4 separate regions of the Homo sapiens genome follow, and regions 1, 2 and 4 are each linked to region 3. A link is a loop called in an ENCODE intact Hi-C map of the cell type or tissue named here. Cell type or tissue: IMR-90. All regions are shown on one strand. Links, peaks and the distances in the headings refer to the core of each region. The heading gives the core; the rest is flanking DNA. Region 1 has its middle 170 kb from the start of CLCN4. Region 2 has its middle 100 kb from the start of MID1. Region 3 overlaps MID1 (midline 1). Region 4 overlaps MID1 (midline 1).

Region 1 (8,303 bases), core at 1,558-6,557, 290 kb before region 3:
AGGAACAGTCAAAGAGATCTATTTTTCTCTAATACTAAGTGGATGATTAAGAGTTGTAGAATAAAGAGTGGGTTTTGAAAAGTTCTACACGTTATAAATAGGTAAAACTTTAAAATAGAAATTTCTCAATTACACATCTCAGAAGGTAGGATCCGCTTAGGTCCTTAAAGGACATGTGGATTTCTTAAATAAGACATAAAATGTACAAATGATTAAGGAGAAGATTGATAAATATGGCTCCTTTTATTAATAAATTAAGAACTTTTATTTACCAAAAAACATCATAGACTTCCACTTTAAGCCATACTAATTTTCAAACTGGGCAAGCAAGGTTTCTGTTTTATGAGGATTTTCTTTCACCAAAAAATATGTTGATGCAATGCAACTGCAATCAACTTGCTTTCTCACCTTAAACAACTACAAAACTGGACAAAATATAGGAAAACAACTATTTTTAGCCATTGGACAATAGGTGTAAAGTTGTAATCCATAAAAAGAAGAGAAATAAACAAGGTGGGTTCTGTGATTGCTCTGGCTTTCTACCTGGAGTCACTTTCTGGAATATCACACAGTATTGGGGAACTCAAGTAGATCATGGCAGTCTCTATAAATTGAGGAAACAGAGATCAGAGTTCAGGAAGATTGGGCAGCTAAAATTTGCAGAGCAGAGTACTGGAGAGGAGAGAACTTGCAGAGACAGAGCTCTAGAAATATCCATGGACTCCTTGAAGTTTTGGCTCAACTGCATACACGTAGGATGAGATTCCATAAGAACCACTACTAGAGAGTGGTAAGCTGCACAATTCTCAGAGTTCACATGGGGCTGACCAACCTGAGTGGAGAGACCTCACAAAACACGTGGGCATTCAGTAGAGACCTAAAAGTGCTGAGCATGTGATTGAGACCTCTTCTTAGTAGTAGATAAAAACTGGCCCTAGACAAACCTAAACCCACCATAATAAAATTTAAAACCAAGCCTCGGAAGCATCGAACAGATTAACATATAATCACATGCTAAATAAAAACTCAACATTCTTTAAAAGAAGACAACAAAATCTGGAAAACAATGTAAAACTCATAATGTCTGGGATCTATTACAAAATTACAAAAAATGCAAATAACATTTAAATATGACCCATAATCAGGCAAAAACTCAGTTCATAGATACAAGCCCCAAAATGACGGAGATGATGTAATAAGCAGAAGACAAGGACTTTAAAACATAGTTATTATAAATATGGTGAGCAATTTCATAATGAACATAATGAGGAGAAAAATGGAAGATATAACAAGAGCAAAATTGAACTTCCGTAGATGAGAAATATGATTTCAAAATTCTCTTGGATGGCTTAATAGCAGGTTAGACACTGCAGAGGAAAATATCAGAGAACCTGAAGACATAGCAATAAAACCATTCAAACTACAGCACACAGAGGAAAAAGGGCTGAAAAAAGAAAATGGAACTTCAGTGACCAGTGGGACAATATTAAATAGTCTAGCATATGGACAGTTGGAGTCCCAGAAAGAGAGGGAGGCAGGAAAAATACTGGAAGAAATAATGTCCCCAAATTTTCTGTATTTAATGAAAACTATATATTCAAAGAATCTCAACAAAACCCAACCAGGGGAAACACAAAGGAAATCATATCAACGCATATCATAATCGACTTTCTGAAAACCAGTAATAAAGAAAAAATTAAAGAAGCAGATAGGGCAAAAAGACATGTTATATATAGGAAATGTTGTAAGAATAACTGCTGACCTCTCAACAGAAACAACAGAAGCCAGAAGAAAAGGCACATCTTACAGGGCTTAAAGAAAAATTGGTCAATCTAGAATTCTATATTAATGAAAATATACTTCAAAAAAAAGTGAAATGATAATCTTTCAGACAAACAAAAGCTGAGAGAATTTGTTGCCAGCAAGTCTGTCCTACAAGAAATCTTAAAGGATGTTCTTCAGGCTGAAGAAAAATAATACCAGATGGAAATGTGGATCTACACAAAAGAATGAACAGCACAGGGTGTGGTGAATATTTGCGTAAATACAAAATAGGCTTTCTCCTTTGAAAAAAAAAAACCACAGTTCTGTAACAGATAATTGACCGTTTAAAGAAAAAAAAAGTAATGTATTGCAAGTCAAGTTGTCTCCTACATAGAAATAAAATGTATGGCAGCATCAGCACAAGAACAGGAAGGGGGACCCAGAAGGCTCCTGTGTGAATGTTGGCACACTATCTGTGAAGTGTCTTGATGGTATTTAAAGTGGAGTGGGACAAGTGAAAGATGCATATTACAAACCCAAGAGTAACCACTAAAAAACTAAAAGAGGAATGACTAATAAGCTCACTGTGGAGATAAAGTGAGGCAGGAAAAGAAAAAAAAATAACAAATTGAGACAAATAGAAAATAAATAGAAATCTAGTTAGATTTAAACCCAACCATATTTATGATCCCATTAAGTGAAATGGTCTAAATATTCCAATTAAAAGGCAAAGATTGCCAGACTAGATAAGAGATGCACTTTAAATATATTATAAAAACAGGATTTTAACATGAAAGGTGCAAAAGCTGCCACATAGTGTGTGAAATAAAAACCCAAAATTTGGGAGAAGATACTTGAACCTCAAGAAATTGAAGAAGGATTATTATCCAGTGTATAAAAATAACTCCTATACGTGAATAAGAAAGAGGTAAATAATCCAATAGAAACAAAAGAGAAAATATTTATGGAAGAACTTCACAGAAGAAAAACCAACCAACATATGAACATATGCCAACTGTATCATAATCGGGAAGTACAAATTAATCTAGGACAGAACAATTTTAATTTAATATATACCTACGAGATTTTAAGAAGTGGAGCAATAATGCACTTCTGCACTGTTGGTGGTGCTGTAAACTTGATCATTTTCTTGGGAAAATATGTTTGCATTATCTCAAAAACTTGAAGATACACATGCTCTATGACTCAGAAGTTCCATCCTAAAGTACAATCCCTTGAGAGATTCTTGGGCTTGTATATCAAGAGACATGAACATGAATTAAAAAGCAGTATATTTATAACAGCAATAAAACTGGTTACAACCTAAACATCCATCAACATTGCACAGATAAATAAAGTTGCAATATATTCACACAATAGGAGACTATACTACAATAAAAATTAATAAACTAAAACTACACTCAACAGCATACATGAATTTTAGGAACATAGTATTAACAAAAGTAAATTGTAGAATCATACATTAGGATGATTGTGTTTAATTTTCAAAAAATTCCTCTCATACATGACTCATACAATTATGGGAGGAATGTGTAGAAGGAAAAATTATTCAATTCACAAAAGAGAACCAGCAGGATGGCAAAGCTGCTTCTAAGACCACTTGAGGAACAGAGATTTATGTAGTCGCGAGAAGGCTGAAATGCATTTGCAAAGTTAAGAGACAAAACTGGTTATATCCCACAGGGCAATAAAATAATAACCTTTGGGGTTATCTTCTCTACCCAGCAGAAATACATTTCATCTATACTGGAAAAAAAATGTGCAAGTCAACATGTAACTTTCCAGAGCCTGGGCCCTGGTCAATAGTAGATAAAGAGAATTATAGTCATCTAGAGAATTTAATGCTCCTTGATTAGCCTGTTGGGTAATGTTCCAGTATGGCATTGAAAGGACACGAGGTCAGTTGTAAGTTGTGTGTACATTTTTCTTAACAATTAAGTTTATAAGAATTTCAAAAAACTTAAAACCAAACAATATTTTCACAAATACAAGTGATAAAAACTACAAGCAAGAAATGACAAACACAAAATTCAGAATAGGATTTACCTCTAGAGCAGTGGTTCTCAACTAGGGGTGATTTTGGTTCCTGTGGACATTTGGCAATATCTGGAGACTACTGTGGACATTTGGCAATATCTGGAGACTACTGTGGACATTTGGCAATGTCTGGTTACTACTGGGGGAGAGGGTGCTACTGACATCTAGTGGGTAGAAGCCAGGGACGACGCTGATGAACATTTGACAATGCACAGGACAGCCTGTACAGCAAAGAATTATCTGGTCTCAAAGATTAGTAGTGCTGAGGTTAAGAAACCTTGAGAAAGGGAGTGAATTTGGGGTGAGGCACATAGGGAACAAAATAATGGTAACATTCATTTTCTGAAATTGATTCAGTGATGCAAACACATGAATGTATTTTGAAATGATTTTAAAAACATGTAGTTTTTTAAAATTTCTACTCAATAATTAATAAACACAATAAAGAAGAAAATGGGACTGGATGCGGTGGCTCACGCCTGTAATCTCAGCACTTTGGGAGGCCAACGTGGGAGGACTCCTTGAGCCCAGAAATTTGAGACTAGCCTGGACAACATAGACCCCATCTCCACAAAAAATACAAAAATTAGCAAGATGTGGTGGCACATGCCTGTAGTCCCAACTACTCGGTAGGCTGAGGTGAGAGGATTGCTTGAGCCCAGGAGGTCAAGGCTGTAGTAAGCTTTGTTCACGCCATTGCACTTCGGCTTGGGTGACAGAGTAAGAACCTGTCTCAAATAAATAAGAAGAAAATGTTGGGTCAACAGAACTTTGGACTCCTTGGACATGCAGGTTGGGGATGAACTTTCTGTTTTGAGCAATTGGATAAATGGTGGTACCATTTAAGACTACGCTTTTTTTTCCTAAAAGAAAAGGCTGCTCAGAACCTATTTCTAGACACTTAGCATTTTATTGAGACGGAAAAACAGCTCTTCACAATTAGAAATATTGTGAAGATGACCGTAAATGCAGACTGCATTTGTGAACTACGACAAACCTACTAACTTTGAGATTTGTGAGTCAATGTCGTTTTAAATCCTGCTGGCCATGAGTCACTGTTTCACCTTCCCTTGGGGAGAGTCAAAAGAGTAAATCCAGCAGTGAGGCCGAGACCTTTTAGCACTGGAAACATCAAATGAGCAGAGGCCCCCAAGATGTCACAGCTCAGGCGCCCGTTAGCTGGCTTCAATGCCCTCCCGGAGCTAGCTGGCAGCATGAGTCAGCGTCAACTAGAGGATGGAGGCAGGTGAAAGCAATTCCCAGTAAGCCCAAAGCCCAGACCAATCAGATTCTCCAGGGGGTGGGCCTAGGGCATTTCTGGCTTCATTCTGAACTCCCACATAAGTTCGTGGTTACCCTGGGCTTTAAATGAATGAAAATCAAGTTTTCTGTGATTACAAACAAATGCTATATTTGGTGCCACAGGTGCAGAGAGCTGAAGGTCTGCTATGTGTATCTTATACTGGAATGAACCGGAGGAGACAGAATGAGATATGGAATTTAGGGAAACGTGATCTTTTTTACTTTTGGATTATGCTCTGATTTCCCCCTTAACCATGTAGTTGAATTTTCACACATGATAACAATAATTTTTCTTGCAGCAGATGGGGCCTTTTATGAAAGGGGTTTGCACCTTATTTTATCTTTCATAAGTCTAAAAATTATACGTAAAAACCCCAAATGTGAGCAGCTCACCTAAACTCTGCCAACCCTTTGTGTTTTTAAACAGCCAACCCGGAGGCAGTGGGACTAGTCAAGTCTTAAAAATGTGTAATGACCCTCATTACAGAAATTTGAAATGCTGTCCAATCTCAACCCAAATTTTTTTTGGGGAAAAAGTCTGCCCAATGCTAGGTTTGGGCACAGCAGGATGATACGCTGTGAGTCCAAAGGCCAAGCCAACAGCAGCTCCACGAAGGTAGAGCTCGCTCACGGTTCATTCCATTTAAAACATGTGCCATATTTGAAAATGGGATCCCTACCTGAGTACACTCCCCTGGTAAAGATAACAGCTGTGGCCTTCATCTAATAGGATTGTTTTCCTGGATTTCAGCAGAGTTTTGAAAGTCTCAATATATAAAAGATGAAAAAGAGGGAAAGATCCCTTTCAGAAGTAGCCATCATGCTTGGGAAAATTCTTGGGTCACAGAATGGCAGAGACTGAAAAGTTTTCTACCCTGAATTTGAAGGACAGGAATGTATGTAATGAAAGACTGGGTATTAAAAGAATTCTGTCCCACCCGTTAAGTCCCTGTGTGATCCTGAAATTTTCTCCTCCTTGCTCTTGATCCACTTTCCTATTTTGTGAGATAAGTGTTTCAGACCTGTAATCTCTGGGGTCCCTTCCATCTGTAGCACTCCATGATTCTAACAGCTAATGAAGTTTCATCTGCCAGAATATTCTTTCTTCTCCCACTTTGCTTGCGTTTTAGGGTTCATATGAAGCTATAAAAATTGTATCTATAAGGCTTACTGCCTATAAATTTTGCTGTTAGCCCAATGTATGTGAAGTGGCTCAAATGAATTTTGGCAAATTTTGGTGTGGGTCATTGGACCTCAGAGATGGGAAGTGGTGATGGAAATGGAAGAAATGAAGGGAGATTTAGCCCCTTCTTTGGGTTTGTTTAAAGGCCAGTCAGTGCACAGAGAAAATGATGGATGAATAGGACAGACCTTACCCAGACTTCACAGAGAAAGACAAGACTGGGCGTGTACTTGGTGCTGGGCAGAGGACAGCAAAACCACTCCATGAATGTCTGGTTTGTGGGAAGCGAGCATGGCTGAAATTTATCATAGTCCAGTTGTATTGCTTATCTATTGCTGTGTTTGTGTCTCGTGGCATGGCTTAACTGGGTCCACTGCAAGGCTGTATCAGAGTGGTGGCCAGGGAGGTCGGGGCCTCCCAGGTGCAGGTGGGGGTTCTTCCCAGCTCATTCAGGTTGTTGGCAGCATGCAGTTCCCAGCAAGTTGCTGAGCTGAGGGCCCCAGTTTCTCCCAGGCCGATGGCCACTTAGCCACATGGTTCTGTCCACAGGCAGCTCGCAACATGGCAGCTTGCTTTTTCAAAGCCAGCAAAGAGAGAGGGAGATGCCAAGGAGACGGGCACTCTGTCAGGTACAGGTAATCATGTCCCTCCTATCACCTTTGCCATAATGAATCTAACCACTCTATAAGAGGCAAGTTGCAAGTCCTACCTACACTCAATCAGAGGGAGTTACACAAGAGCGTGGACACTGGGGCCGAGGCAGGGGGGAACGGGGAGCCACACTAGAGCCCATCTGCCACACCAGCTACTCCCAGGGTGGTCCCTGATAATTAATTATGTAATCAAGCCACTAATCCACTAAACAGACATCCACTGGGCATTTATCATAGATTGGCCCTGTGCTGGGTGCTAGAGCACACAAAGAAAAAGAGCCATGGTCCCTGTTGCGGGAGTACCCAGATGAGGGGGGGATGCCAGCTTCCTCCCACACTTCAGTTCTGCTGTTCTGTGGGTGACTGCGGTGACATTGCAGCTGCAGCTGTGCTGAGCCTATGTTTGGCACTCTCCTCCACTCGGGACTGCTAGGCTGGCTGGGAGCTCCTCAGCCTTCAGAGTGTGTTGTCTCAATGGCCTCCAAAGCTCGCAGCTCCTCCTCTTGGTCACCTGTGGCCGGGCTGCCCCTGCTCGGCCCTGACTCACTTCCCAGGAGCCAGAGGGCCCTCCCCGGAGTCCATCCAGCCCCTTCTCAGAGCTCTTTTCCAGAACCTCTGCTGGTGTGGTAGGTCAGGCTGTGGGGTGGGGATGCTGCATGTTCCTCAAGGTTTCTCTAGACCCAATCCATCCACCTTTGCAAGTAAGTCACACCCCTTCTCAGAAGATGTGGAATCTGAGATGATTCACGTGAAGGTGATTTTGAGGAAAAACCTATAGGTCAGGGGAGACATGGTACTAGGTTGTGGGGACTAGTGAGGGTGCGGCATCAAACCAAGCCCCATGGAGGGAAGCTCTGGAGACAGAGGAGTTATATTCAGGGCAAGGGACCTGGGGACATTAATTAATTGCCCCATTTCACATATTGCTCTAACACTGTATTTAAATTTCCCCTTAGTATGAGTTCTAACTTAGTCTTTAGAATTTCGATTGAGAACAGGTTTGTCAGTCTCATCACTATTGACATTTGGGGCCGAATCATTCTCTGTGGTGAGGGTCATCCTGTGCACTGCAGGATGTTTGGCAGCATCCCCGGGATCCACAAACTAGATGTAAGGAGCACCCCCTTCTAGTTGTGACAACCAAAAATGTTTCCAGACATTGCCAATTGTCCCCGCGGGGGCTGGGGGTGGGGACAAAATTGCCTCTGGTTGAGGACCACTGCTTGAGACTGAAAACCCTGCTAAACCTGGACTCTATGTTTCTTGCATGGCACTGCAAGTGATCAGGAAGGGGCAAGCATTGCAGGTTTCCCGTCTCCATTATTGAACTAGAAACTTCTTGA
Region 2 (8,303 bases), core at 1,149-6,148, 110 kb after region 3:
AAAAATCCTCAATAAAATACTGGCAAACCGAATCCAGCAGCACATCAAAAAGCTTATCCACTATGATCAAGTGGGCTTCATCCCTGGGATGCAAGGCAGGTTCAACATACGCAAATCAATAAATGTAATCCAGCATATAAACAGAACCAAAGAAAAAACCACATGATTATCTCAATAGATGCAGAAAAGGCCTTTGACAAAATTCAACAACCCTTCATGCTAAAAACTCTCAATAAATTAGGTATTGATGGGACGTATCTCAAAATAATAAGAGCTATTTATGACAAAGCCACAGCCAATATCATACTGAATGGGCAAAAACTGGAAGCATTCCCTCTGAAAACTGGCACAAGACAGGGATGCCCTCTCTCACCACTCCTATTCAACATAGTGTTGGAAGTTCTGGCCAGGGCAATCAGGCAGGAGAAGGAAATAAAGGGTATTCAATTAGGAAAAGAGGAAGTCAAATTGTCCCTGTTTGCAGATGACATGATTGTGTATCTAGAAAACCCCATCGTCTCAGCCCAAAATCTCCTTAAGCTGATAAGCAACTTCAGCAAAGTCTCAGGATACAAAATCAATGTGCAAAAACCACAAGCATTCTTATACACCAATAACAGACAAACAGAGAGCCAAATCATGAGTGAACTCCCATTCACAATTGCTTCAAAGAGAATAAAAAACCTAGGAATCCAACTTACAAGGGATGTGAAGGACCTCTTCAAGGAGAACTACAAACCACTGCTCAATGAAATAAAAGAGGATACAAACAAATGGAAGAACATTCCATGCTCATGGGTAGGAAGAATCAATATCATGAAAATGGTCATACTGCCCAAGGTAATTTATAGATTCAATGCCATCCCCATCAAGCTACCAATGACTTTCTTCACAGAATTGGAAAAAATTACTTTAAAGTTCATATGGAACCAAAAAAGAGCCCGCATCACCAAGTCAATCCTAAGCCAAAAGAACAAAGCTGGAGGCATCATGCTACCTGACTTCAAACTATACTACAAGGCTACAGTAACCAAAACAGCATGATACTGGTACCAAAACAGAGATACAGACCAATGGAACAGAACAGGGCCCTCAGAAATAATGCTGCATATCTACAACTATCTCATCTTTGACAAACCTGACAAAAACAAGAAATGGGGAAAGGATTCCCTATTTAATAAATGGTGCTGGGAAAACTGGCTAGTCATATGTAGAAAGCTGAAACTGCATCCCTTCCTTACACCTTATACTAAAATTAATTCAAGATGGATTAAAGATTTAAATGTTAGACCTAACACCATAAAAACCCTAGAAGAAAACCTAGGCAATACCATTCAGGACATAGGCATGGGCAAGGACTTCATGTCTACAACACCAAAAGCAATGGCAACAAAAGCGAAAATTGACAAATGGGATCCAATTAAACTAAAGAGCTTCTGCACAGCAAAAGAAATTACCATCAGAGTGAACAGGCAACCTACAGAATGGGAGAAAATTTTTGCAACCTACTCATCTGACAAAGGGCTAATATCCAGAATCTACAATGAACTCAAACAAATTTACAAGAAAAAAACAAAGAACCCCATCAAAAAGTGGGCAAAGAATATGAACAGACACTTCTCAAAGAAGACATTTATGCAGCCAAAAGACACATGAAAAAATGCTCATCATCACTGGCCATCAGAGAAATGCAAATCAAAACCACAATGAGATACCATCTCACACTAGTTAGAATGGCGATCATTCAAAAGTCAGGAAACAACAGGTGCTGGAGAGGATGTGGAGAAATAGAAACACTTTTACACTGTTGGTGGGACTGTAAACTAGCTCAACCATTGTGGAAGTCAGTGTGGCGATTCCTCAGGGAGCTAGAACTAGAAGTACCATTTGACCCAGCCATCCCATTACTGGGTATATACCTAAAGGATTATAAATCATGCTGTTATAAAGACACATGCACACGTATGTTTATTGCGGCACTATTCACAATAGCAAAGACTTGGAACCAACCCAAATGTCCAACAATGATAGACTGGATTAAGAAAATGTGGCACATATACACCATGGAATACTATGCAGCCATAAAAAATGATGAGTTCATGTCCTTTGTAGGGACATGGATGAAGCTGGAAACCATCATTCTCAGCAAACTATCGCAAGGACAAAAAACCGAACACCGCATGTTCTCACTCATAGGTGGGAATTGAACAATGAGAACACATGGACACAGGAAGGGGAACATCACACACCAGGGCCTGTTGTGGGGTGGGGGGAGGCGGGAGGGATAGCATTAGGAGATATACCTAATGTTAAATGACGAGTTAATGGGTGCAGCACGCCAACATGGCACATGTATACATATGTAACAAACCTGCCCGTGGTGCATATGTACCCTAAAACTTAAAGTATAATAAAAAAAAGAAAAATAAATAAAGAAAAATGAAGTTGGGTGTTAAGGGGTTTTCTTGTGTTAAACAGAATATTTTCCATACATATGTGTGTATGTGAATAGATATATTTCTCTGTATGTAATCAGAACTAGAGGTCAACTTTCTCTAGTGTGAATTAAAGAGTAATTAATACAATACTGTATCCTTTGGGTCCTTTGGATTCCAAAGGACCAAAGAAGCTGAGGAATAACAGATTTAAGAGGTTTGGATGTTGCAAACTCAGATAAATTCATATAAAGTGTAATTTTGTGGGTTTCTCACTTATCAGATCTAAAGACACAGCATTCTTTGCTAATGTTTCAGTAACATTCAACTATCAATAAGTATTTTCTATGGTCATTCTGTGCCGAAAACACAGAATCAAATTTCTCCCACCTACAGTACAATCTGGAATGTGAGGATTGTGGGGGCAAAAAACTTCCTTAACAAATGATGCTAGCAAAAACCAATAATTGTTTTCTCGGGCAAAAGGGATTTAAATCTAAAAAAAAAAAAAAAACTTTCTGAAAATTAAAGCTAAATCATTAGTTTTGCACTCAATAAAGAATACAGCCAAGCATGGTGGCTTGTGCCTATAATCCCAGATATTTGAGAGGCTGAGGTGGGAAGATCGCTTGAGGCCAGGAGTTTAAGACCAGGCTGGGCAACATAGCAAGATTACTGTCACTACAAAAAGAGAAGAAAAGAAAGAAGAAGACGACCTTCTTCTGCAGGGTACAGGCTTGCTTTTTGGGAGATTATGTGTAGAAATATTTCCAAACTGCCACCAACATAGTTCTTTGGCCATCTCCTTATATCTCTGAATGAATGTGTGATTAGAAAAAGCATTTTTATGTTATCCTATGCTAAGTATAATTTTAAAAGCAAGCATATGGCTGCAAAAAAAAAAATCACTTAATAGATGATGCTACTTATCCAGAGGTTGGGAGACAGGAGACATAAATTTCTCTAAAGCTTCTTCTAGTTCTAACATTTTCTTTTTCTGTGTAAAACAATCTCCCCCACTACCTTATTCTACTGGTGTGCATGTTGATATTATAAAGACACGGCAAATTATTGAAATTTGAGTCTCAAAAATGCATCTAAGGATATGAGATGTGCCTGGATATTTAGCAATGCTGGCTACTTACTTGTTATAAATCATCTAGAGATATTACAACTTTAAATAGTCCCCAAGGGCAAAAATGGCCATTCCAGTGGGGGAAAGCAAAAATCTAAGACAAATAGGAATTAGTCAATCGTTTCTCCCCAACCAAACCAGTGATGAAAGCTACAAAAAATACCTTCCCTGGTTGAGAAACATCCCGTCATTTAAATTGCTGGGTTAATGAATATCGGCCTTCAAGAGGAAAATTGAAATGTATTTTATCACAGACTAGTTTATGGATGTGTGTGTTTATGATATCAGCAGAAATTTCTGAGATGACTGAAGAACTAGCTCAGGAAATGGCCAAGAACAAAGGGAGACGAGGCCATCAGAAACCCAAGCCAAATCATGTCCTGAAATTTAAGTTTCCGGGCAGAATCCTCTCTTGCAATTGCTGACATTGGGAGCCCCGGTCGGAACTGCAGAAGCTGCTGCCTCTAGAAAGTTTAAGTATCTTTTTCTTGCTAGGTTTGTTATTATTACTATTTTTTCTTATCAGAGAGGTTGTGTCTCATGGTTGAGAATTTAAAGAACCTCTTTGCTGAAGTTATGGGTACGTCCAGTACCGATGGAGGTATAATGGTGCCCTCTGCTGGGAAGAGTCAGTAATGCTACCCAGTGAGTTTTCTACTGGGCCTGAAGTAATTTTAGGTGCTGGTGGAGGGATGTCAAGGGTGTTTCTGGAACAAAAAGTTCCGAGAAGTACTCTGCAAAAAAGTAGTTACAAAACCCCAAACCACATGAAATTAGCTTGATTCTGAGTTGACAGTGGAATCTGAAACCAGCTGTATTTCATCCTAAAATGTTAGCGCTATAAACCCTTCATCAAACCTGGAGACAATTATTTTCTCACTATCTGGACAAGACCACATTTCCAGCGGCTGAATTTTTCCAGGGCCGACTTTGCCTTCCCATTTTCCTTTTGTAGAGCTCCCCTCTTGCAGACTTGCATAAACAAGCCTCACTCAAGAATGAAAGATGCTATGAGGCTGAGCCCCCATATGACATTCTGTAATTTTGCTATTAAGAATCATAAAAGGAATTTGTCACAAAAAGTACACACCACACTGACATGCCTTGGCTCCTTAGAAATGCATAGTAAGGCCAAATATCGATTTTTAAAATGTCATTTCAGGAAGTTCAGGAAAACTGCACTATTTCACTAAAGGTGTAGTTTCTTATTTTTGAGACGGAGTCTCGCTCTGCCGCCCAGGCTGGAGTGCAGTGGCGCGATCTCCGCTCACTGCAAGCTCCGCCTCCCGGGTTCACGCCATTCTCCTGCCTCAGCCTCCGGAGTAGCTGGGACTACAGGCGCCCGCCACCGCGCCCGGCTAATTTTTTTGTATTTTTAGTAGAGACGTGGTTTCACCGTGGTCTCGATCTCCTGACCTCGTGATCCGCCTGCCTCGACCTCCCAAAGTGCTGGGATTACAGGCGTGAGCCACCGCGCCCAGCTAAAGATGTAGTTTCTTACTTCATTTACCAGTTCTGGATCCGCAGCCGAAATATTTAAACCATCTGTAACTTAAAGTAGCTAAAAAATAACTAAAGGGCAGTAAAAGGAGACTGTAGCCATGTATTGCATGCTAATTGCACTTCTAGTCAAAAGCATACTGTTGGCTGGACCATCTTCAGTGGCATCTTACTCTGTAAGATATTAGGGAAACATCTGTTTATTGTTATTCATTTATTTTGTTGAGACAGGGTCTCTCTCTGTTGCCCAGGCTGGAGTGCAGTGGTATTATCTCGGCTCACTGCAGCCTCAACCTACCGGGTTCAAGCATCAGCCACCTCAGCTTCCCGAGTAGCTGGGGCTATAGGCACGCACCACCACACCCGGTAATTTTTTGTATTTTGTAGAGACGGGATTTCACCTTGTTGCCCAGGCTGGTCTCAAACTCCTGGGCTCAAATGATCTATCTGCCTCAGCCTCCCAAAGTGTTGGAATTATGGGTGTGAGCCATTGGGCCTCAGCATGTTGTTTTTGAGTGTTGTCAGAGTAAGATGCTGGGTTTTCCAGGGAAGCCAGTGATGTCTATCTAAAGTATGATGTTCATCTTGAAGGAGCTTATAATCTAAGAAAGGAGAGAAGACATGTATGGGAATGATGAGAATTGATTATAGCATATGCAGCTGACTATAGTAATTCAATAAAAGAGACCTGGATTCTCTGTAGTTTAGAGGATGAGGGCAAGATCTTTCCCAACCGGAAAAAACTCTAAATGCCTCTTGGATGGGGTGTCACTTGAGCTGGGACTTTCAAGTAGATTTTTAAGTACTTATTTCTCTTTGGAAAAATAGAAAGATAAATAAAATAAATAGATGAGCTTTTCCTTTTTGCCATCTGGCCCACCTTGTGGTTTTACTGTTTTATCTTAGTTACCTTGGTTGATTTTGAGGTTTTAATCATAGGATTCCAATGCTCTTTTACTCAACATGGAGAAAACCATTTGTTTGGGGATTGATTTGTACAATGTATTCTGCAATACTTTAGATTCTAAAGAATGAGGGCGAATTTTTAAAAATTGGGGACAGGTTCAATTTGTGTGTCTCTCTGCAAACCTCGTTCAAGATGTCAGATGAAACCTGTGGGGGTATTAGCTTTCTAAAGGTGTTGTTCCATTATGCTCTAGCCTTATAGTTATTAGTTCAGAACAATGGGTCTGAACTCCAAAACTGTAGCACTGCACATTTCCCTGCAAAGAGGGACAATTATGTCATTGGAATACAGAAGAAAACAGCACTTTTTTCTCCTCCCAGGAATGATGTCACTGTGACACTAAGAGTAGCAAATTCCTATCTAGAAATCCAACTGTGTTCACTTCAGAGCACTAAAGAAGCTCAGTGAATAAAATCAGGTGCCAGTCAAAAGCTATACTTCTTTGTACCGCTAGGTGAAGATTGCATCTCTCAATTTCCCCAAGGGCTTTCCCAGTAAACACTCCCCTTAAAAGATTCGGTTTTGATGAAAGAAAAGAGAACACAATAGTATTCTCTAAGATATGATTTAAAAATTATAAATATATTTTTCCCGAGGGAAAAAACTGCATGTAACCATTTTTTAAATTGACTTTTAAAAGATATTGGCCATGTTACATATTCTATATTAAAAGATTAGTAAATTAAAAAAAATCTGTGTACATTACTGAACATAACCACAATACATACTTAGGGTCAATATGCTTAGAAAAAAGGCCTGGTACGGTGGCTCACGCCTGTAATCCCAGCACTTTAGGAGGCCAAAGCAGGTGGATCACTTGAGGTTAGGAGTTTGAGACCAGCCTGGCCAACATGGTGAAACCCCGTCTCTACTGAAAATACAAAAATTTGTTGGGCGTGGTGGGGTGCACCTGTAATCCCAGCTACTTGGGAGGCTGAGGCAGGAGAATCACTTGAATCCGGGAGGCAGAGGTTGCAGTGAGCTGAGATTGTGCCACTGCACTAGAGCCTAGGCAACAGAGTCAGATTCTGTCTTAAAAAGAAGAAAGAAAGAAAAAGAAGAACTTGGTGCACAAAAGAAATAATACAGACAATAAACTTGGCTGAGTACCCAAATAAGTTTTCTTTCCTTCACTGTCTCATAGTTACTCTTAAGATGTTCTATATTTCTTGACCTAAGCCTCCTCAATTCTAATGGAACAAGGTAGAAGTTTTTTTCTTTTAAAAGCCACTATGTATTTTAAGCGTCTGATGGTAGGTAAGGCTGTGTAAATAAGACATATAGTAAATTATACGTTCTGAGATTTTTCTTTTAGCCTTATTTTATCTAAGCCAGATTTCTCACTGGATATTTACATCAGACCCAGTAAGTAGACACACTCTGGATATCAACTAAGCAGGATTTGTCATTCTTTACAAATTGATAAATTTGGCACACTCTGTATGATATAATTAACAACAATTTCTTTTATTATTTTCAGAAGCTAAACATCTAATTCTCTGTGAGGGCAAAGCAGTAAACATTTAATCTAAATTATTTACATGTGCTTTGTGAGAAAATCAAAATAAAAAAAGAGGCATTTCTGACGGTACAGGTTTTATGACTCAGGTTAAGATAAAAGGTTGGGGATTTTAGGTATTCAGTCTGTAGCATAAAATTTAGTTGAGTGTTTCTTTCTCTGAGGAAAAAAAAAAACAGAATAAGAGATACATCTGACTAAAAATTATAGCCAGTCCTGGTTGAATGAAACTACTGTCTGGCAGAATTTATGAGAGCAAAATAAAATTGTATGAGTGACAATTGGCTTTAGAAAAGGATGGCATAACAGAACCAAGTCCAAGAACAGCAGGGTTTACCTTTGCCCTCATTTCCCATCTTAAGAACTGTGGTGGTATCACATGTTTCCAACTTGAGCGTCCTGGTCCTTGTAACCACTATACTTCAGCATTCTGGCAACTCGCTGACCCACATTTTTGGTGGCCAAACTGTGGTTAGTGTGGGCCAAGGAGCCATGAACTGCTGACTAAACTCTTTCTGAAGCTTGTGGCTACACAGGAATCAGTGGGCAAAGATTGCATTCCTCTTTTCTGCCTGTGGCGTATGACAAAGTGGGACTGGGAAGGGCTACAGCTAGCAAATATTCCAAGACTACTTTCTTGATTCAGATGGAATGCTCTGAAGAGCTGAAGCAAAGAACAAAGTCTTCAGTCAAATCTCCATTTATGTAATGTCTCTGTTATATGGCAGAATGAAGACCCATGCTGTT
Region 3 (8,303 bases), core at 3,078-8,077:
GATCCTAGTATTCAAATTAGCATAAGGATCAGACATGGAATATAATCTCTGAGGTGAATGTTTCAAACAATGTTTGAAGCCCCCTGGGATCACACAATTAGGAGTTGTGCCTATCTCAATTACTTTCATACTGTTTCTTTACATGATCCAATGCTAATCAACAATTTACCTGGTTAAAATTTAGTTGGTTTGGTTATGCTCTGAAGAGGACACTCCCTTCTTATGTTTTCTGCACTCAGGCAGGAGACTTGTAAAGGAGCTAACAACAAAGGGATTTTTAACCTTCAAAGCCTTAATTAGAAAATAAGAGCAAATGGTACATTTTTAAAGAGGAACCAGGAATACATATTCTTGTGGGCTTTTGCCTCATTACATTTGTTAATAAGGAATGCCAAAACATGTGCACCAAAAAGCGTTCAAGGTCTTTTGGTAGTAAATTATACTTGTAAATTTGATGTAAGTTGATCACTTGAAGAACTCACACTCTTTGAAGATTAGAATTCATAAATGTATGAAAGAATTAAATGGTTCTTTCCTCTAGTGATATAAAGTATTAAATGACAGAAAAAAATGTGTTCGAAATCAACTGCGGAAATAATTCATTTTGAAAAGTATTCAATAAAAATGTTAAATGGGAAAAATATGCTAAGCCCGTTTCTGCTGGATGAAGAAGTAAAGCAGAAACATGAAAAGGGCAAATTTAAGGATGATGGGCTGGGAAATGTCCCATCAGCCTCACAGTTTTACTTTTTGTTATTCAACTATGGCAGTTCTAGGCCCAGTAATCTATTCCATCCCCATAAGACAAAGAAAAAAAGACTAATTCTGATCAGCAGAAAACTGGATGGCCTCTAGGAACCTTCAAGAGGGCAGTAGCTCCGGATCAAGGAGAAATGAATGCCTTTAAAGAGGCATCTTAGATTGTTTTGTTAATACATAAAATCCTCTCTCTTTATCATGCAGAAGTCTCATTTCAAAAGGAAAATGCAAGTCAATGAGGATTAGTTTGGCTCCTCAGAGGTCAGAACTAAATATACAAAAACTAATAATATGACACTGAAATAAACAAGAATGTGGAATTGCTCATCCGAAGGGATGATGTAACTAATATTGACATAATTTCCAAGCAGAAAAGCAAAACTAGGTCAAAGCACGATGGCCTAACATAATAAGCATTTTTGTTTCCAGATTTTTACCATGTAGGCTGTGTCTGCAGGCATTAATGTCTTCTGTTATCAATGTTCGGGGCTGTCACAAACAATTCATGTCTTATCACTCTTTGTTAGTTAAACCAAAACAATGTAGTTTATATGTGAACCATTCAATTCTGACAGCTGAAATGTTAGAAAGCGGAGAAATATTCAGAAAGTGTCTCTTCCAGACTGAGAAGCATCAAGCAATAAATATTCATTATCTAATAGTCTATCATGTTTTTATCTACTCAGAAAGTCATACCCCTCTCAATTAATTATTATGACTGTTTTCCCTCTTTTAGTCAGAGCCGTACAAAAAGGGCAGCAACAATCTCATTAGGATTTCACTTTAAACATTGACCACTGAAAAGGAACTCAAGTGAATCACTCACCAAATAGCCAATTTTTCTCTACCGCTTTCCCCATCATATGTTGACTAAAAGAAGTCACGCTTTCTTCTCTCGTCTATTTGTTCCATTTTACCTTCCTGCACTATTTCCTCAAAGCACAGCTGATTAATTCATGGGCTAAATGACTCATCTCATTCCCTAAACTTTCTTTTATATAAATATAATCCTCCTAGTTTTTGCTGTCTGACATTTTCATACTTAACTAAAATCAGAGCAAAGAATATACACATAAAAGAAGCACAAAACCCAAATATAAGATCATTTAACTATTTGGATTTTTTGGACAGTATTTTCCACTAAAGATGATGTAGTCTTTCCTGAGTTGCCTCATTATAAACCAACATTCCATTCAAATTGCCTTGGAATTTATTAGCATATTGAATTATAGCACATGACCTGAAAACATCCAAATTATATCTTAGTAGAAGGCATGTGGTACAGTCACAAAAGAGAATGAGATGGGGAGTCTAGAAGACTTAGCTTCTAGGTGTAGAACCTAAGTCTCCCTCATACCTTGCTCCCAGATGGAGGGTAAAGTGTTTCTTGTGCTAAAACGTCAACCCAGAAATGCTAAACTTTAACCAGTATTCTTAGTCTGGATTCCTAATGTATTTCGTACAGAAGACTTGATCCTATGTAAGTAAATAAATCTCTATTAATAATATTTGGTGGTGCCGTCCATCTATATATTGCTTTATTTGGCCATTCATCTACTTATTATTAACTCAGCAGGGCATTCAATGAATTCCATTTTCCCAGTAACATCCCCCTTCCTCCGAATTGTTTGGGGAAGACCACTTCTAAATACACACAACCAAAGCAACACTCCAAAACTTGACATAGGACAGATACCACAGTCTACCGCATAGACCCTTTGGTAATATATTAGTCCTGTTGTTTCCATAAACTATTAAATGTCCCTGAAATTTCTATTTTGTCATTTTTAACTATAACTTCTGGTCTGTTACACCTACCAGCAATGAAAATGCTTTGTCCGGCACAAATCTTGAACTTCACTATGAAAAATGTGGCCACCATCTACATGGAGAAGGCTTCAGTCTTCTCTCAGACACGCTATCTCAGTTCTGGAGTAACCTTGGGCATGCCACTCACCTGCAAAATTAAACAACTGCACATGGACCTAAGGCCTAAACTATCAGGCTGGGTTCAATGAGAGAAAGCAGCAGATTCTATCTTGGCGATTAGGCTTTGAGCTATTGGAGGGCATGACCCATTTCGTAATCATTTCTGCAGAACAATCAAACAGAGGATAAGCCAAGCTGCTTACCATGTTTTGGGTTGTGTTCTTGCCCAGAACACAACTGAAAGGAATATATATATATATATATATATATATATATATATATAGAGAGAGAGAGAGAGAGAGAGAGAGAGAGAGAGAGACAGACAGACAGACAGACAGACAGAGAGAGACTATGTGTATATAAATGGACTATATATATATAAAACCATATACATATAGTTCAGTAATCATAACCTATGCTAATTTTCTCTACTACTGATCTATTTAGTCCTTGCTGTTTCCCGGACCTTTCTAATGCCCTTTCTTCTTCATATCCCTTCGGATTTTAAGGAGCATTTTCCATTCTCTTTTTTACTAAAATTCACCCAGCATGTGCCTGTAGAACACTTAATGATTCTTATTGTGTGCCAGACACTGGGCTTGGGTCTGGGGATTCAAAGGTAATTAATATGTGACTCTTGCTCTGGAGTAACTCAGTTCCAAGATAAGCAGACAAACGAGTAGAAATATATACACCAACTCAAATACTCGTGTGGATAAGAGGATGCTACAGCTATTTTCTTTCCATTTATTCTAATCCAAGTAGACAGTGCTCAGCATACAAAGAGCATACTTACAAACAACCCAAACCCACAAACGCCATAATTCCCTCTCAACTGGGGGCCTGTGGCTCCCTGGCTGTTACTCACAAAGACCCTAGTGGGTCCAGAAGTTCAGGCAGGTTGCTGAGAAAGAACAAATGAAGAGGTCTGACCCACGGGCAGACACACCAGCAAGTTCTGTCTGCCAAAGGCATGGCCCTGCCCCCAAATATTGTCCCTGAAAGGAAAATCATGTGTTTTGTAGCTCCAGGCTCCACTGCTTGAAATTTCCCCAATTAAAGATTCATCCTAAGGGTTAAAGGGATAAGAGTCATGAGCTTTGGCTCACCCATATTACTTCTTTCCTGCCATGTGGTAGAGACCATTGACTAAAGGAAACAGGAGAGTGGTTTGGAGGTGGGGAAGGGAAGGGTGGGAAGATGAACAATTATGAATTCACTATATATTAGGACAGGCCTGGGGGAGATGCCCCAGTGAGACCAGAAGACATCAGAAGGATGGAGAAAGAAAGGTGAAAACTAGTACGAACTTCCTATTTCAAATATTGCCATGACTGGCCTATTACCAAAAGTATGCCAATTCTTTCTCCTTCTGTTTCCATCCTGTATAACACAGTGGCATGTCCTCAAAACACAGAACTTGATCTCACATTAATCAGATTGATTATTTTTCGCTGGAAAATGCTCTGGGTTTCAAACAACAAACTCCTAAAACATAAAGTATTCCTAGATTGGGGACTACCTATGAGTTACTTTTCTCTATTGAGAAAAATAAATTACTATTTAATAATTATGAGAAATCTGCTTTATGTAAGAAGTCATAAATTTCTACAAATGGACATGTGGGCTAAAAATCAACTAAATTTCACAATTACAAATCACTTCTCAAGTCTCCTAAGTTCAGTAAGGTTTTGGATACCATCAGTTTTTCAAGTGGATCCCTACCCATACAAATATAGATATTAATGAGCATCCATTTTGACCATGGAAAAACCTACATTATGCTACTGGTACAATAAATTGTACACCAGATCAAAAGTTCTTTGAGGGCAGGGGCCTTACCAAAGTCATATTTGGAACCCAGAAAGTGCCCTGGCACATTAATAATCACGTATAATGTGGCAGAATATATTAATTCTGTGAGTGCTCAGTAAATGTCATTGAATGATATAAGAAAGGAAGGACAGCCTTTATATTATATTCATCATAAACACTGGACTGAATATAAGACCTTCAACATCCACTTGTACTACAAATGATCAGCACCTCTTCCATGTTTACTCAGAACCTCTCTTTCATAGCGCAAAGCAGGTAAGTTATTTTCTTTGGTCTGGTTTGTTTTTTCAGGAAAGTCCCCTCTTGGCATTTTGTTCTGCGCCTCAATTTTCTGTGCTCCTACTATCACCTGACCTCCTGGAGGCCATTAACCATCCTGATCTTGTGTCAATGGAATATTTTCCTCCAGAGGGGGAAAAATATTTCGGATCCAGATGGCTCCCTAATATTGTGTCCTTTTTAGTTTAAAGAAATTTTTATAACATGCCAGCTCATAAAACTGGGCAAACAAATTTCTAGAACAAAACCGCTGAGCTCACTTTTGTGTGAAATCAAAGGAATTGATAATGAGCCAGAATCTTCCCGATAAACTGCCTTACATGTAAACGGAGATTAGATTGCTGTTTGACCTGGCTTTATCGCCCTTTCTTTAATCACAGCGTATTTGATATTCTCTTCCTTGAATGAACTCATTTTCATAGTAGCTTTGGTCACAAGATTAAAGAATCGCTAACTAATTGTTCCAAATAAGCAGAGCAATTCTCTCTGACTCTGCCTCGGGCTCCCTGCAGTGAAGTCCGCTGCCTGATCTTCCGACCACGGGAACTTCAAGCCTGACCCCTGCAGGTAGATAACTGAAATGCACACCTCTAATCAGATCCTGGTCTTTCAAAGTCCCATCAAGTTCTGAAAATAAAAACGTTCATACTTAGTACAATAGGGATATTGATGATATTTATATGATATATTGTACTTCCTTTTCATTGTATAAATTGCTTTTGGAAAGTAGCAACCACTTGTTTAAAAATAATTAAATTACGTCTGCAAGATACTCTGGTGCGCTTAGCCATTACTTCTTTTTGCCTATTGAGAAAAATCCAAATGATTTGATTGAACTGGGATCCTCAAATCATGTGGGTTAAAAATGTCCTGATTTGCCCCTACCTTTTTCTAATCAAACAAATTACTCTTTGTCCAGTAACTAAATCCCCTCCTTTCACCAACGCACAGCCCAGGTTGCCATAGCTACCTTGGATGTCTATTTACCACACAAACGATCAAAGCCAGGAGACATCCACATATGCACTTAGCCTTAAAACTTGCTGGAATGTCTGTGGATAACATGCAACTACCAATTAACGGATTTGCTTGTAGCCTATGCGGTCTACAGCCAAGCGAACTAAAAACATGACTCAAAAAAATTATTTCAAAATGACCAACAAGGATCTTTAAACTGACAGCAAGTCTTATGATTATAACATTTGCTGAAAGAGAGATAGCAGAGAAGAAATTAAAATTTTAACATATGTTGAAGACACTGAGCTCTATAAACCATGTGCAAAAACTTAAAACATCTGTTGAAAGGGAACATTTCTCAGATGCATATTTAAAATTCCAGTTAGTTACTGTATCTTTCTATTAGATTTCATAAAAGCTGCCTGATCTCAATGTTGGGAGAAATGAGAACAGAACTGCCTTTTGAACTGTTAAGAGTCTGGACTTTCAAATGAAGGAAACCATACAACATACTTGGGACACAATATACTTGCCAGTTACAGAATGATAAGAAAAAGAATGTCGTAAGAGAGATTCTGTTTTAATCCCTAGAATGCCATTTGAGATCCTAAACCTGCACAGGTAGTCTTTCTGGGTGGGTGAGTATTCATCCCCAGACTTGCCCCTAACTTGCTGTGTCTCTTTATACTTAACCTTTCTCTGCCTTCGTCTCACCATTTGTTCAATGAGGATCAAATTGCCACCTCATTCTCTCCTGGGGATGTGGCAGAGAATAAATAGATCGTGTTTGTAAAGGACTTTCTAATCCTCAGAGGAAAGATTAATACGAAGACTTTCATTATTAAGCCAGATGTCCTTGGGCATTTTAATTCCAATCTAAAGAATGCAGAACGGGCTAACCAAACAGATTCACGGCTTCCTTGAAACAGCAGCATCCTGGCCTTGCAAGAATTTAGCAGCTACGTGACTTACTTTGTTTTAGTAGATCAGAAATACATCATGCACCTTCTTCCCTTAGAGTTTTTTTTCTAAAGTTATCAGGATGTTAAAAACACAAAATATGTCTAGTAGGCAATTTTGCCTAGAGAATCTGATTTTTCCCCCAGCTCAAGAATGAACTATTTGTTCTTCTTGTGTGTAGGGACAATGGGTGGCTTGCCATGTGGGGAGGATATATGCAGTTGCGGGAATGCCACAGGCAAACCTGTTGTTTTCGGCCAGGCTTCTAGAACAGGTGGCCATGCTTTTCCTTTTGCCTGGGAACAGAGCAAATTCCTTCTCAAGGAAGGTTCATAAAAGTTTCCCGTTTATGATCAGAGGGCAGAGACAGGTTGGCACATATTTTAAAATTACTTCCTGATCAAGGTGAATCAGATTTACACTTTTCTTTGGCCTAACTCAGCCGTGGCCTTAGGAACCCTCAAAGAATACTATCCTTCTACACCTGAAGTGGTGGCTTCAGGAATGTTCCTTTTCTGCCAACCTGGCAGAAGCCCAAACCCCTCTGAATCTTATAGCTAGGCAAACAGCCTTCTAATTCTGCGGGCAATTTCTGGCTACCCAGAATTTCTGGCTATCAGTGGCAGGCAGGGGTCTCTTCTGGGCTGCCACACCAGTGTACAACATTTGTGCAGCCCTAGGGACAGATCACTCATCAGCAAAGAGATCCAATTTCATTGCTGAGCTGATGACACACAGGTCTGTTTGATAGTTAACCCTGTAAATCCAGCTGGAGCTGCCGGGCTGAGATGACAAATTGGCTGGTGAATTCGACTCACCCTGCCTGGATGCAACAGTCAGGTTTCCCCAAGAGAAACTCAAATAAAGTAGGGATTAACCCATGCCAATAACACTGCCATCTCATTCCTCCCTACATTCTTGTTCTGACTGCAGTGGAACAACATGCTAGATTCTGGAAACTGTCCTCGTTCTTTGGATGAACAATGATCCTGTCTCTCTCCTTCATCTCCTCCCCTGTTCCATCCCACCCTCTTTCAAAGTTCTGAACAGGCCAAAAAAATTAGTAGACATACGTAGCTGTGAGATGAAAAGTTGCCCATTCATTAAATAACTAAGGAGTTCACTATATGTGTACTTGTACCCCTAAAATTTCAATACTGGGCTGTTTTCCAACTTCACGTAAATGCCACAACAAACTAGGCATGGGAAAAACCATTCCAAGCTGGGGGAAGCAAACCTTAGGCATAAGGCACGGAGACTGCCATGGTTCCTGAGGAATTGTGTGGGAACAGGGATTCTGGAAATTGAGCTCAGACACCACCGAGGAGAGGACAGGTGGCTCTGCACAGGATCAAATAACTTCTTTGTTCCAGCTAAGGACCTTTGTCAAAAATGTTTTGCGTTCCTCTTTTTCCTTTTCAATCCTTTCCAATTACCCTTCTCCTTCCTTTTCCTCATCCCACTTTAGTAGACATTAAAAGTATGAGGTTGGACTGTGAGTTTGCAGAACTTAAAGACGTCCTCCCCACAGTCCCTACCAAGGCAAGGGCAATTCATTGCAAGCAGACGGCACTTGCTCCTCC
Region 4 (8,303 bases), core at 2,221-7,220, 140 kb before region 3:
TATACAGGCCTTCTGCGACTTGCCCCAAAAAGCACTTCAAATATCTGAGGACACTGATGATTTTTTCCCAGGAAAATGGGCCAGACGCAGAGAAGTCTTCCTGGAATTATCTTTTCCTTTCCATCTCTGATGCTGGTGCCATTTGCAGGTCCTGGCTATTTCTGCCTCAGTGAATTACTACGAAACTTCCCAGCTGATGTCTCTGCTTCTGGTCCTGCCCTGTTCCTCTCCACTCTCCACAGTGCTCCTGAGTCACCTTCTAGTTATACCTCTGATTACATTACTGTCCTGCATGACTCTCAAGCCCACAGGGTAAAATCCAAACATGGTATGGCCTGGGTAGCCCTCTGCAATCTAGCTCTTGCCTGTGAATTAGGATTAGGTGACTGAGGATTAAGGATTAAGAACATGTGCTTTTTGGAGCTAGGCCAATATAGGTTTGAGCCCTGGTTCTATTTCTCTATCTTCATTTCTCACTGTCTCCCTTTCCTCACTTACCAGCCAGGCTTAATTAGGCAAGACCTCCCACTATGCCCTGCTACGTTACATCTTGATAGATTTGCTTATGATGACATAGCTGTCCGGTACAGCCTTAACTTGCTAAAATGCACCCGCTTTTTTTCAAGACTTAGTTTAACCACAACTTCCCCCAAGACATTTTTGTCCCACTCACCATTTCTGACCTTTCTATATTCCCTACTGACTCAGGCAGCTTGCCAGAGCTGTTCTTGACATTGCATGACTTTCTCCACTTTCATTTAAAAATTACACATTCTTGGTAAATGGCAAGATTTTAATAAAAGCTTCCACGGCAGGCCAATTATAGGGTAGAAGGTGAGGGAGTTGAGGAGAGGAAGTTGGAGAAGTTGGGGAGAGTGGATATAAGGAAGGTAGGGGGAGCCATTTGTTGGTATGGGTCATTTATACTTTAGTCCCTTAGAACTTGGTGTATTTCTGCATCACTCTTTTAATTAATCCTAAATCAAATTTCTATGTTAAGCATCGTATGACTCAGAATTACTTGTGCTAGGAAAGAGCAGTTTGTAGTTAAGAGAGAAAAGGTTTATATAATAAAAGCACATTAAATTGATATGAATTTATTCAAAACATCTCTTTGTTGAAACATGACTGCTATTCTATTCTGTTCTATTTTGACATATTGTATTTTTCTTTGTTAAAGAAGTTTCAAGCTTGCTCCCGTGAAAAGCCATGTCTTCTGGTCCATTGCCATTTGCCCAGTTCAATTTAAATAACTCTGTGGGTTGGAGGACTGCTTCCTCTGTTATCATCTCTGTGGCCTGCTACTACTGCTATTTGAAATCACCAAGTTATCTCTGATGCCAGATATCAAATAGGCCTCAGTGAGAGGGGGCACCTCTAATGTTTCAGGTAAGGTTGGAAATTCTTCCCGGGTGGGGCCAGTTACTAACATTTTAAGTGATGGGCCCAGCTCTCTCCTCTGAATGGGACCAGGTATTTAACTTTCTTTGGCTATTTATTTTATTAAATCCTTTCTTTTAAAATATGTGAAGTAACACTCAGGAAAGTACATAAAACTAAATGTATGATAAAATGACTAAAGCATGTAACTTTCACCTAGAAATTGCCATTAACCCCAAGAACCCCTGTATATTTCTTTCCAGTGGTGCCACTTGCCCTTTAATCCTGGAGGTAGCCATCATCCTGACTTTTTATTTTTATTTTTTTGAGACAGCATTCTCACTGTTGCCCCGGCTGGAGTACTGTAGTGTGATCTCTGCCCACTGCAACCTCTGCTTCTTGGGCTCAAGCCATCCTCCTGCCTCAGCCTCCTGAGTAGTTGGGACTACAGGTGTGTGTCACCACACCCCGCTAATTTTTGTATTTTTTTTGTATTTTTTGTAGAGATGGGGTTTCACCAGGTTGCCCAGGGTTTATAGTTTTAACACCTATGAATGTTTCTTTAAGCAAAATAGTTTATTTTGATCTTTAAGTTATGAACCTATATGTGGATTAATACTATATATATATATTTGTTTCTCTCTCTATGTATCTCTCTATATATTTGTTTCTCTCTATATATTTGTTTCTGGCTTCTTTCCCTTAACATCCATGTGGTTTGCTAGAGGTCATTAATTTTCATCAATATTTAGCCAGCTGTTTTTACTAATGTAGTACAAGTGAGTGCTATCACTTTTTTGTTCAAGAAAGACAAGTCAATAAATATTGTGTGTTCTTTCCTTCCTTGTCTTCCTTTGAAGTTTAAATTCAGGAATGCAATCAATCTGAAGAAAGCCACCAAAGACAGAAATAAATAGGCCATGAGATACTCACTAACGACGTTGGCTTGTCCGGTGAATATGGTGTACTGGAGCTCGTAGGAGACCACGCTGAACTCATCATCGGAGGTCCAATGCACAGTGATGGTGTCATATGAAGCTGTGCAGAGCTCTTCTCTAATTGTGGGAGGGTTGGGAGCTGTGGGGGTCAAGAATGCTTATCAGTGGAAAAGCACACACAACTGGGATACCATTTCAGAGGAGATGTTTGACAGTTAAGCAGGTCCTTCTCAATAGGTCCATCAGGACTACTATCCTAGAGATGGTGACCCCAATCTAAAGAATATCTGATTGGCTGGTTATTGCTTTTGTTTTTAATAAGGAGTGTGACTAGAGTCAGCCAGTATGGACTTTCTGTGTTTATCATGAGATCATGAGAATATGTTTGGGAGGTTAAACAAATAATACTTTCTTGTGCATGAAGGAAAACTTGTCAAATAAAAAGTAAACAAGATAAAGTTTCATAGCTGCATTCACTTTGGGAGGTTGGCTAACTTTTTCAGTAAAGGCCTTGATGGTAAATGTTTCCAGCTTTGTGGGCCATACAGTCTCTGTTGCAACTAGTCAACTCTGCCATTGTAGCATGAAAACAGTCACAACTTATACATGTGGGCATGGCCAGGTTCCAATAAAACTTTATTTACAAATATAGGTAGAGGGTCAGATTTGGGCTGTAACCCAAAGTTCACCAACCCCTGACCTATTAATACGTGGTGCCAGATACTTATATCTTTAGGCACCCAATTGAAAAAATACTTATGTTTGTTATCCTACAAAAAATCAGCCACATAATTGTTTGAATTTTTCTTTCATTAGATGTTTCGATGACTTACATAAAAAAAAGAACTTACTAGTCCAGCCCTATTTTCTTCTCATTTCTCAACTCATGCGATATTTCAAATTCAGAAGACCATGATTCATAGTCAATCATATCTAAAAGGTACATTTTCCTTCCCCAAGGAAAAAACTTTTTTTTGGCATTTGGTTAATTTATCATTGTAGAAGGCTGCTGTTTTATTTCTTTAACACATTCTGGAGCAGAGAAGTCTAAGTCCTACCAAAATAATGAGTTTAAAATGACTTCTACTGAATTGATTTCAGTAACTGGTTTTATGAGAAGAGTATGTGAGCAAGGAAAATATGAGAAAATGAGTGCTTTGCATTGTAAATAATATTTTAGAGGGAGGGGTTGGCAAACTGTGACTGTGGGCCAAGTCTGGCCCACTGCCTGTTTTTGTAAATAAAGTTTTATTGGAACACAGCCAGATTCATTCATTTATGTATTGTCTATGGCTGCTTTGGAGCAACAGCAAAGTTGAGTAGTTGTGGCCATATGGACTGCAAAGCCTAAAGTGTCTACTATCTGGTGGTTTGCAGTCAAAGTTTGCTGACCTCTGGTTTAGAGAATTGATCCAGGGCCTTTACTTCCACTCTTCTACCCACTAGAATCTCACTTCAAAAGGAGAAACATACCTGCACTCTACAAACTAGGAGCAACCTTTGCTTGTACTATTTCAGAGTTATTTCCTGCTCTAAATTATGATTAGAATTGATGAGTCCTAAGCAAACCCAAAGAGGAAGAAAAGTTTATAAAAACTGTAAATTTAAACTCTGCGTTAGTAGTCTTCACTTTGCTTTTTGAATATACCTCTAGGACAAGTATCACAGAAGCAAGTCTACGGTATTAAGTCAATTAGCTTAGCTTTATCTATTGGTTCTGAATTCCAGAAACATTGTTGAGCACCTCCAACGTGACAGGCATGGCATTAAATTGTGCATTAAGACAGAAGGGTTCTACATAACCTTTAAAGCATTCTTTCTGGAATATGTATTTGTACATCTGTCTCCTGAAGTATTCACATGTGAGATTTAGTGTCATGTGGTATGACTTGGATGTGCATGAATCAGTGACACCAATCAGGATATGCATTCCACGGAGGAGGTCCAGCTGCATCGTAAAATGTGCTTATTATTGTCTGTGTGGTCCCTGTTGGTGTGGGATCACTCCTGCATGGACCAGTGAAGAAATACTTACTCTCTCACAATTTAAACAGTTCATTGAATTATTTCTCCATCAACCATTGTAGAAAAATTTTGTTCTGTATTGCAATATACAATTAAATAGAAAGAAAACGTATGTTCAAAATAGGCAAGTAGCTGTGAGACACATGGTAGTAGCCATAATCAGGAAGGAAATGTCACCTCTATGGGTTATTAACTTGATATACCACTTAGAGGCATGTCATAGGAAAAAAAAAATCTTGTTTTTACAATGAGACAGGCTAACCTTATTTTGACTGTAAACCCAATGAGTTTGTCCTGAGAAGTCAATACTCAATTTAGTGTAAATGAGAACAGCAGCATGCTGCCAATTTCAATACTCATGGAATCAGTACCAGAAGTGTTATTTTCTTGTCTCTGTCACAAACACCACCCAAGGAATGGTGGGCTAATACTCCACAAAGACTTCATTTCCTGCTTACAAATGTCATAAACTATTTGGACTTGGCAGTATCAGCCAAGCATCATATGTTATGGTCAGGATCGATGTTATGTCTAGAAATGGACTGAATTTGTATTTGGGGTTGACAGCTCAGAAGACATAATAGCAGGTACCCCATATGGCCTTTAGTTTGAAATAAACAGCCATCGGGATGAAATATGGTGTATGTTACAATTCAGTCTAAACTACTTTCACAATTTCCCCTTTAATCAATACTTTTGCATTCCTATAGAGATTAAAATGGGTATATGTTGTTGAAATACTATGAAATAATTATTGGGAAATGGCAAGGGCACATTCTTGTCAATAAGACTGATTCTGGGCAGAATGGCCATGTGCCTAGGCAAATACTTAATTTTCCAGTCTTTTCTGTCCCTGGACATGACCTTGTAACACAGATACAGCCCACCAGACATAAGTGGAAGTTTGCTAGGCGGGTCTTCTGATCAAGCTTTTTGTTTTTCTGATAAACAAACTTCACTGGCAGAGCATTTTGTCCATCGTTTCCCCTCCACCCCTTTCTTTTTGCCTAGAGCTTGAGCACAACACTTGGAGGTGGAGTAGTCATGTTGTGATCATGTGGCAAAAAGGCAACACAATGAAGGCGGCAGAGGAGGAAAAAAGAAAGAGCCTGGGGTCTGAGGTCGTCACTGAACCACTGCCCAGCCCTGGAACACAGGCTTCTCTTCTGTGACTGTAATACAAACACTCCTTGATGGTTTTATTCACTGCTAGTTGGATTTTTTGTTGCTTGCAACTAAACTCATTCGCAAATGATATAAGAAAAAGGAGATTTTTAACAGGATGCCACTGTGAAAAACAGCTTAGCTGGAGAAAGTCTAGACCTGCACTGTTCAATACAATAGCCACGAGCTACATGTGGTGGTTTAAATTTCAATTAAATTTAGTTGAAGTTAAATAAAAGTAAAAATTCACTAGCCACATTTCAAGTTTTCAATAGCCCCATGTGGGAGGCAGCTAACGCTGGATAGTACAGATATAGAACATATCTATCATCATAGAAAGTTTTATTGGATAGTGTCAGTTTAAATAAATCTCAGAGTTAAAAGCTTAAATAGGAGGGCATTATGTACACAAATATTTGAAACCAAGTTTAGTTCCATACGGTAAATGCTTTTTTAGTCAATTTCTTTCTTCCTTAATAGGAGTGGTATGTTTGAAAGAGAGAGTTACATAAGATAAGAAGTTTGTGGAATGCCTGCCTGCCTTGCTTGACAATGCAGAAAGGCTAAAAACGGCACATTGGGTCCTCGCAAAGAAAAAATGCTCATCTTCTGGGTACAATGCTCCCTGAATATAGAACCCCTGGCCTTCTATCCACAGACTGTAAAAACAAACATCACACAATGTTCCCTTTCTCCTGCTCCACCTTGTTCAATCGCTTTCTCACAAACATGTACACACAGAATTGGAATTGAGAAGCTCATGTCACGCTAAGTTAGAGACGTGGTCTCTTGAAGGCTGTATGTCTTAAGTGCAGCGCACATCTGGCTTCACTGTGTACATTGTGCTTTCCTGAAGTCGCAGGCACTGGTGGCTTTGGCTAACACGAATAAGGTTGTCTAAACAGTCCAGGTTCTACCAGTGAATATTCTCAGTTCCTACTTTAGAAGTTGACAGCAAAGAAAAGTTTAGAAGCATGCTTAGGAATAGGAGTGGCCTGAGGTTTTTGTTGTTTTGTTGTTGTTTTTGTTTTTTAAGCTCAACCAAGGGAGAAACAAAACAAAACAAAACACCAACCAGGAAGCACACTGAAACACAGCACTAGGAATTCCAATGTAAATTTGTGACCTTTGCCATGGTGACATTTGCCAAGATAAAATTCAGTCTTTTACTAGAAAGAGCAGAAGTTTTTGGAGTTTGTACAGGTCCCAGCCAAATTCTAATTCTGTCATTCCCTAGTTACCTGATTTCCAGCAAGACGGCTGATCTCTGTCATTTGCAAAATGGGGATTATAATGCTTTACCTCAACTCGATGTTGTGCAAATTAAAACAAGATCACAAATACAAGGAGATGAAGCAGTACAGACAACCAATCAGTTAGCTGCCAATTTTTTCTCTGCCAATGTATTGTGAGTTGCTTACTACTATGATATGAAAAATACCACAGAGAGATACTATTTTTAGCACCCACACCTTGAGAGTGAGGGAAACAGTGGTAAGTATGCTTTTAATGGTTGAGATTCTCCTTTTTCTCCTGTCCCCAGTTTAGTAATGGGCTGTGTTGTTTTGATGAAAAAACAAAGGGCAATGCACAGAAATTGTTTATGGAAATATCAGTGCCATTCCTAGGTCAAAAGCCCATTCCTCTGGTTATTGGGGAATAACTGATCTGGTGGCAAAGTGTTTATATCACTAAGTGTGCACAATATTAAAGAGAACATAAAAGACAATACCTGTAAGGTAATCCAGACATTCTAGCAGTTTCTTCTCTCGGGAAAAATCTAAGGCAAAGGTGTCAAATGTGTCATTGAGGTTGATTTCAGGAATTAGAACCTGGGAGGATGCAGTTGCCATGGAGACTCTGTAATGCAAACAAAACAATGTTTCAGAAATGTCAAGATGACTTTCAACATCACTGCATAGAAATGAAAAAGAAAAGGAAAATAAATATCTCTTAAAAAGTGCTTTTTTACACATGAGTTTTAAGAGGCATCTCAAAATGTCACAACACAGTAACATAAAACAAATGAATGCAAGCTTTAAAAAAAAGTGAAGGAATTGGAGAAAACAACAAAATGGCTTGCCCTCTTCCTTTTTACTATCAGGAAAAAAAATTCCCTGCGAAAGCAAAAGAATATTCATATTTCATGTTGCTGTGTATTTAACAGTCTGGCCCGGTCACGTCTAACCCCAGCAAGAAGCGCGTAGCTCTAGGCATTTCTTCACACATCTGTCTGGGAAACTGTTTGTTCCTTTCAGACGCAACCCTGATCCACTTCAAAGGAGAGTCTCCAAAATTTCAAACTGCATAAAAGGCAAAGTGAATATTAAAAAAGAATGTTTCCAGATATTGGATTAGTTTAATCAATTACTAGCCTCTCTCTAAAATAAACATTAAAAAGGGAGTTTTTTGTCTGGCTCATTTTCTTTCTCTTTGTATTCATTTTCTTGCACCATATTCCCAGCAGATGCTGTGGAAAATATTCATGAGCTTTCTCACAAATCCCCCCAGTGGATGCACTATTTCTCTTCTTCATTTAGGTTTTCTGGTTAGAGTTCTCATGTATAAACTAAAAAGCAAGGCACTGGTGTGTCTCAATCTCCTTCTATGTACTCTCAGGTTCATTTGGAAGGTTCAGTTATTAATAATGAACACTTTGATTCAAAAATGCAAGTGCTTCTCTTAAAAACAAGAGAATTGTGGCATGAAGCATACCATTTCTGAGCATATCAAATGATGCTGGACTAGTAATCTTGTTGAGTTTGGTATTTTGTTAAGTTCCATAAACAACACTCT

The links. A loop is a pair of places that touch in the nucleus more often than their neighbours do. Peaks named below come from ENCODE experiments on the same cell type or tissue, not always from the same donor. Only the 100,000 strongest peaks of a DNase experiment are listed, where the experiment ranks them.
Region 1: it touches region 3 in a loop (4-fold over the local background); 7 of 110 quality-filtered maps call a loop at or near these places.
Region 2: it touches region 3 in a loop (4-fold over the local background); 8 of 110 quality-filtered maps call a loop at or near these places.
Region 4: a loop joins it to region 3, with 3 times the contacts of the local background. A loop is called at or near these places in 10 of 110 quality-filtered maps.

The regions. Positions count from the first base shown.
Region 1 is chrX:10,322,836-10,331,138 of GRCh38, forward strand. No RefSeq gene overlaps it. Among named protein-coding and RNA genes, the nearest start is that of CLCN4, 170 kb to the left of the region's middle. In IMR-90, for the core only: a CTCF peak has its summit at 3,990 (motif pointing left); a DNase peak (open chromatin) is centred at 2,976.
Region 2 is chrX:10,718,787-10,727,089 of GRCh38, forward strand. It overlaps a transcript of MID1 not described here. Among named protein-coding and RNA genes, the nearest start is that of MID1, 100 kb to the left of the region's middle. RefSeq lists a silencer at 4,043-4,337. In IMR-90, for the core only: a CTCF peak has its summit at 4,187 (motif pointing left); a DNase peak (open chromatin) is centred at 4,165.
Region 3 is chrX:10,610,763-10,619,065 of GRCh38, forward strand. The region is part of intron 1 of MID1 (midline 1); the gene reads right to left. Among named protein-coding and RNA genes, the nearest start is that of MID1, 5.7 kb to the right of the region's middle. RefSeq lists an enhancer at 345-1,220. In IMR-90, for the core only: a CTCF peak has its summit at 5,365 (motif pointing left); a DNase peak (open chromatin) is centred at 7,469; H3K4me3 peaks cover 1,130 bases; H3K27ac peaks cover 802 bases.
Region 4 is chrX:10,467,384-10,475,686 of GRCh38, forward strand. It overlaps MID1 (midline 1), which reads right to left. Exons shown (of 10, transcript NM_000381.4): 6 at 7,240-7,367; 7 at 2,314-2,457. Among named protein-coding and RNA genes, the nearest start is that of MID1, 150 kb to the right of the region's middle. In IMR-90, for the core only: no CTCF peak of the experiment used is centred there; no DNase peak of the experiment used is centred there; H3K27ac peaks cover 649 bases.